Linked DNA regions of Homo sapiens: region 2 is linked to region 1. Evidence: chromatin contacts called from ENCODE POLR2A ChIA-PET data. All regions are on one chromosome and are shown on one strand. Each heading gives the region's core, a stretch centred on a gene start or an enhancer-like site at or near the end of the contact. The rest is flanking DNA. Distances are from core to core; before and after follow the strand shown.

The links. ChIA-PET counts read pairs that join two places held with the same protein, here RNA polymerase II (POLR2A).
Region 2: POLR2A ChIA-PET joins it to region 1 with 20 read pairs in OCI-LY7. The contact joins two enhancer-like sites. POLR2A ChIA-PET finds 5 or more read pairs at or near these places in 2 of 52 experiments (OCI-LY7 and SK-N-SH).

What each region holds. Positions count from the first base shown.
Region 1 is chr21:34,864,228-34,867,340 of GRCh38, forward strand. All of the region lies in intron 5 of RUNX1 (RUNX family transcription factor 1), which reads right to left. All of the region lies in intron 1 of RUNX1-AS1 (RUNX1 antisense RNA 1), which reads left to right. Among named protein-coding and RNA genes, the nearest start is that of RUNX1-AS1, 29 kb to the left of the region's middle. RefSeq lists enhancers at 1,073-2,272, 1,543-1,712, 1,753-2,032, 3,013-3,113. Within about 2 kb of position 1,429, at least 17 of the 41 ENCODE cell types and tissues checked have a DNase peak (open chromatin) inside an H3K27ac peak, as active enhancers do.
Region 2 is chr21:35,161,953-35,165,065 of GRCh38, forward strand. No RefSeq gene overlaps it. Among named protein-coding and RNA genes, the nearest start is that of RUNX1, 110 kb to the left of the region's middle. Within about 2 kb of position 1,564, at least 2 of the 41 ENCODE cell types and tissues checked have a DNase peak (open chromatin) inside an H3K27ac peak, as active enhancers do.

The sequences.
Region 1 (3,113 bases), core at 179-2,678:
GTGTTATGAGCCAAATTCCCTCATTGAAATGACCTATAGGCCTGGTATTTTAAGTACATGGGTGTGGAGCACAAAAGACTCTCAAGTGTTTCTCCCAGCGAGCTGCAGCCGGAATAGTGAGAAATCACAGGAGAGCAAGGGAGGGCAGGTTGGCTAAATAGCAACGGCCCCAAAATGGGCTTTTCAGGACCCAGTGCAGGGGTGGAAGGATGGGGCTGCTGCCGAGAGGGCCGGTGTTTCTGTTGGCAGCCTGGAGGATCCAAGGCTCCCTGAAGCACTCACTGGCCTTGGTCTGGTGAGGCCAGCAGAGGCTTTGGTCAGTGCACAGATGGCCCCAGCACTGATCCTGTGTGTGCTGCTGGAAGTCGGCAGCTCTTGGTTCCAGAGGGGGCCACCACGGGGTCACAGGGTGGCCTGCATGGAAGGAAGCCAAGGAAAGGGGTAAACAAGGGGTAAACACCAAGTCCTTCCTCCTGCTCACTGAACCCTGACCACCACAGCAGCATCAGTTCCAGCCAGGGCTTGGGTTCCAGGAGGACCATTAGAAGACCATTAGAAGCACCAAACGACACTCATACTGAATAAGAAGGTGAGAACAAAAAACAACAGGGCAGATGAGGTTTGTCTTGATGTAGGCTTGGAAGCAGTGAGAGAGAAGAATTCCATATAAAATCCCATGAAGGTGGAAACACAGTGGTGATTCATTCAGTGTGGACTCTCAAGGCAACCTACTTAGGTTCAAAACCTCGCTCTGCCACTTGCTAGCTGTGTGACCTCAGGCAAGTTACTTGACCTCTCTGGGGCCTCAGCTTTGTCATCTGTAAAAGGGGGTTAATAACAGTCATTCCATCTCGTAGCATTGTTCTGCAGGTTAAATGGAATGCTGAATATACAAGCAGAGCACAGGGAAAGGTCTCAGTAAATGTCAGTGGAATGATCATTAAAGACATGATAAAGGTGATTCCACAAAGACCAGAGCTGTGACAGATCCCGTAAGAAGGAGCTGGGGATGAAGTAGGCACTGACGTCTGACATGAGGAGGGGTTTTGTGCGTGTGTGTGTGTGTGTGTGTGTGTGTGTGTGTGTGTGTGTGTGTGTTCAGCAGGTGATGGGGCTGCTACCAGGCCTAAACGCAACTTGAACTTCAAGTTCAAGTTCACTCCTGCCCCGCCAGCTGGCGACCTTTGTAAGGCACAACTGTGAGTGGCTGATATGCTATGTAAACAAGCCAGGCCAGTGCTCCTCACTGCAACATGTGTTGTCTCCCTCGACGCCAGTGTGTCCATCCAAATGCCAGGGCAAAATACTAACTGCTTTATTTAGTTGGGAAGAAGGTCAAGGGGTGAGTCTTCCTGGACACTCGCTGCCATGACACACTCCCCAGGGCCAGTCAGCGGGGAGGCCCCAGGTCTAGGCTTGATTAGTCTTGACGTTGGCGGCCCTGGGGCTGGTGAACTCTGACAGCCAATTGTGGTCAAATAAAGCCACGGCTGGAACCTGCAGTTCCGCATGGCCCAGCGCACTCTCCACTTCCTCACCACATCTGGGAAGTGGCTAAACCTCAGGATTGCTTCAAATGTGCACACTGCTCCCCAAAGAGCTGAGGGTGGCAAGGAGATTACAAAGCAAAAAGACATGCAGCTCGGGGTCATTTCTTGCCTAGGTGTGAAGAACATATTTAAAAGTGCATCCAGGCCACATCAGAGCAGAATCCTCCTATAACACCCCGTGTCTGACGGGCGAGCCCCGACTCCTGTTGTGACTCGGCCTCCTCAGGTCTAGTTTGCAGGTATCCCCGGTCTACCTGAGTTGGCTCTGCAGCAGACTCTGTTCCTGTCACTCTCCTTAGTGTAGGTCTGTAAGCATGAGTCATCTTCTTCTTTTGGGGACAGTTTCAGGGGATGTGAAACTTGCCCTTTGTCACGCAAAGGAAGGCTGCAGACACAAAGGAGCCGTCTGCCCTGGGGGCTCAGAGTCCTTAGGAAACACAATCGCAACATTTTTCACTCTTGTGTTTGTCTGCAGGAAAGCCAGTTGTGCCCAGAGTCTTGAAACGCCCAAAGAGTGAGAAAGGAAAAATAAAAGAAAAACATCGCAGCTTTTAAAAACCAAGAGAGTCAGTGAAGGCTCAGGTTCTGCTCTTTGCAAATTCAGGAAATCCCACAAGATCCTGAAAGGTTGCAGGGAGATTTCTCCTTTTACAATAGATGGCTTTGGGTCTAATTTTAATTGCGGATAACTAAGTATAAAAATTAACGTACCCTCGGATTCCAGGAGTAGTCTGCATTTGGAGTATTTTTTATGAAGTATTTTTAATTTTGATTTCTCACTTTTCCACTGGAACAACCTAACAGCCAAAATTCATGCTTATGCTCCTCTTCCATTTCCTTACCCAAACATTTGCCACTATTTTTGACAGTGGAGTTGTATAATTAATTTATTTGGGGATTTCTGGACGGGATACAAATCCTTCAACTTGCACATAATTTCCTGATTCTCCATGCTGAATTGAATTAAGATGTCGGCGTACTGTATATACTTGTGTGCAAAGTGCCTGTATTTGCAGATTGCTTGATCCAATCGCACTCACATCACACATGCAAAATGCAGACTTGAGGCCTAAGCTACTGGCACCAGGACTACCCTCAAAAGTCAGACTGAAAATCAGGTCCTTAGAATATAGAACTCAGTTTTCCATGGAAATGGCATTTGTTTGGAATTATGGATTGTTTGAAAAATAGCTGTTTTACTTGGAGAAAACCGAAGACATGCAAAGCATTTTCTCTGGAGATGTTCTATGAAAATGAGTTGTTTGAGGACAGGGACAGAATTTTATTCATCTTTGTATCTTCTATTCTGAGGCAATAAAGAAAAGTTTGATAAATGAGGCCAGGCATGGTGGCACATGCCTGTAATCCCAGCACTTTGGGAGGCCAAGACGGGAGGATCACTAGAGCTCAGGAGTTCAAGACCAGTCTGGGCAGCTTGGTGAAACCCCATTGCTACCAAAAATATAAAAAATAAAATAAAATAAAATAAAAATAAAAAATAAAATAAAATAAATTAGCTGGGCATGGTGGCACACATTTGCAGTCCCAGCTACTTGGGAGGCT
Region 2 (3,113 bases), core at 314-2,813, 300 kb after region 1:
CTTAAGGCTTTCTCCAATTCTATAATCTAAACTAGCTCCTCCTCTCCCACTGCCCTCCTGCTTTCTTCACAGCACTTTGATCATCTGAAATGCTATGACTTAATGGCCTCGTTCTGTCTTTATCATCTGTCTTCTTTGCTGGGAGGTGAGCTCCCTGAGAGCACGGCTTTGTCCCATCCCCAGAGCAGCACCAGCACTTGGTCACTCAAGAGATAGCTACCAATTAAGTAAAGGGAAGAATGCCTGTCTGGGGCCTGGCTCCCTAAGATGCTGATCCTGGGGTGCAATGACAGGTGATCCCTGACTCTCTTAATACTCATCCAACAAGGACTCTTCAATTCGATTTTGAAGCTGTTTGGCCTTACATTTGCCTAACACCCACCCAACACAGCATAGGAAGGCCATTGGATCCAAAGGGTTACAAGTCATAGGACCAAATGCCAGGCATCTTGGATGAGCCTGCTTTGGTCAAAGAACCTTCACTGCATTCTCCTTCACTCTGGACTTTGGGTTTTCCCATTCATGGGTTGGGTAGCATGACCAACCTCAAACACTAGATTCAAGTGCAATTTCCAACCTTGTTTGGACTGTATCACGCAAAGCACACGCACGCATGAGAGTACACGTACAGGGTCACAGACATGTTATCATATAGGGCATAGATCCTCTTTTAGCAAGCCAACCACAGTGTTGGTCAAACTATTTCTATTACAACATAAATGCAACTCAAATAGAAGCAAGTCTCTGTAGTCTGAGAGTTGGGGAGAGGTGAGCCTGGTGAAAGCTCTTCAGAGTGTCCCACGGGAACCTAGTGTTCCCAAGCAGGGTAGGTTTGGGGTTCAATTTAATTCATTTACAGTGGAAACATTTTACAGCATCGCATGAAGTTTTCTTTTATAAAGTAAATTTCGAACCCACCCATCCTCATAACTTCTGATCTCCTGTCAGTACCAGTTTTCTTTTTTTTTTCTTTTCTTTCTTTCTGAAGAGAGGTCTCCCTAGGGTAAAAAGTAAAAACAGCTTTTCCTGGAAAAGTTCATGCTACCCTCATTTACCTTTTGCATAACAAAAGCCCAGACTCTAATTCTGAATAGCTGTTTTGTGTAGTTGAACCAGGTGTCCCGCTTGGAGAGACTGAACATTGGAAGTCAGAGAAATGCCAATTTGCTGTGTTTCAAAATACTTTGTTTCAATTGCTGCCAAAGCCTGGGGCAAAATGCTATAATCTATTTCCAGTTGTAGCTTTTCAGCTGGCTCAGCCTATTTTTTAAAAAATTTATTAACATGCCCAAGTGACAGTATCACTTATTAACCTTATTGATCTGGGAAAAATTTTGTTAACTATAAAACATATTCATTATTTGGGGTTAGTACTAGTGACTTCTTGACAGCAAAACATCCAAGTCTTAGAAGGTGAAAACTGATTTATAAATACATAGCAAACATGCTAATTAAAATACATCAGTGATGTATGTCTGTAGATTAAATAATCAGATGATATTAAGTGAAACGGAGAAAGGCACGTTGCCACTGTATTTGAGGTAGACTACTGACACATCTGATTACAACATATTTTCAATTTAGAGTGTGAGAGAGACATTCTACCATTGTTAGTCACATCACATCTGGTCGATCCAGTCCTATATTTTTCTGAATGTGCCACATTTGCAAAGAAAGATCTTAAGGAAAAGGCAGCATATGGTTTGCTAACTACCAGAGACATGAAAGGCTTTCAGATAAATGCATAAGTCTCATTCATTCAACAAATATTTTCTGAGGATTTACTAGGGGCTAGGTATGATTGCAGATGCTGAGTCTGCAAAGTAAACATATATACTTATGTGAACACAGTATTCAGCACCTGGGGCCCTGCACTGGGATTTTATCAGAATTCTTAGACAGCATTTGGATAAGCTTATTCCTCATAGATCTCTGCTTTCTCTCTCCAAAGGATGAAGCTGAAGACTGGAGAAGTGTATACAATGGAAAGGAATGGGATCTGTAGTCAAAGATGTGGAATCAAACTTTGACACTTGACAAACTGAGTTGGCCAAATGGTTTTACATCCTTGAGTCTCAGGATCCTTCTTTATAAAGTAACCCAACCTCATCAGGGTGGAGTCATGGCAAAACAAGGTAGGGTATATACATTGCTGGTGGAATGCAAAGTGGTACAGCCACAGTGGAAAACAGTTTGATGGTTCTTCCAAGAGTTAAAGCTACCATACGACCCAGAAATTCCACTCCTACCTACATACTGAAAAGAATTAAAGACAGATGCTCAAACAAATACAGGTACTCCTATGTTCACAGCAGCATTATTCACAAGAGACAAGAGATGAAAACAACCCGAACGCCCAATAATAGATGAATGGATAAAGAAAATGTGGTATATACAGACAATGGTGTATTATTCAGCCCTAAAAAGGAATGAAATTTGGATACATGCTACAACGTGGACGTACCTCAAAAACATTACACCCAGCAAAAGAAGCCAGATGCAAAAGACCACATACTGCATGATTCTATTTATATGAAATATCTAGAATAGGAAAATCCACAGGAACAGAGAGTAGATTGGTGGTTGCCATAGGCTGCGGGAGAGGGAATAAGGAGTGATTTTTCATGGCCACAGAGTTCCTTTCAGGTGATGCAACTGTTTTGCAAGTAGATAGAGGTAGTGGTTGTACAACATCGTGAATGTACTAAGTGCCATTGAAATGTTCACTTTTAAAATGATCAAGATTATTTTTGAATTTCATCTGAGTTGAAAAAAAAATGAGTGTATATGAAAATATTCCTTATATGTTTTTAGTGACTTACCCAGGGTCACTCAGGTGGTTGGAAGATGGGTGGATAAAAGGCTATGTAGAGAGGTCAGAGGGAGTCTGAATCTTCTAGTGACTCATTCTATTTATTTATTAATAATCGAGCAATAAACGTATATATTTGTGAACATCATGATGCTTTGATACATGTATCCCTTGTGGAATGGCTAAATCAAGCTAATTAACATATGCATCACCCTACTTATCATATTTTTTGGTAGTGAGAACACTTGGTATTTACACTTTCAGCAATTTTTATGTATAAAACATACTGTTATTGACTAGA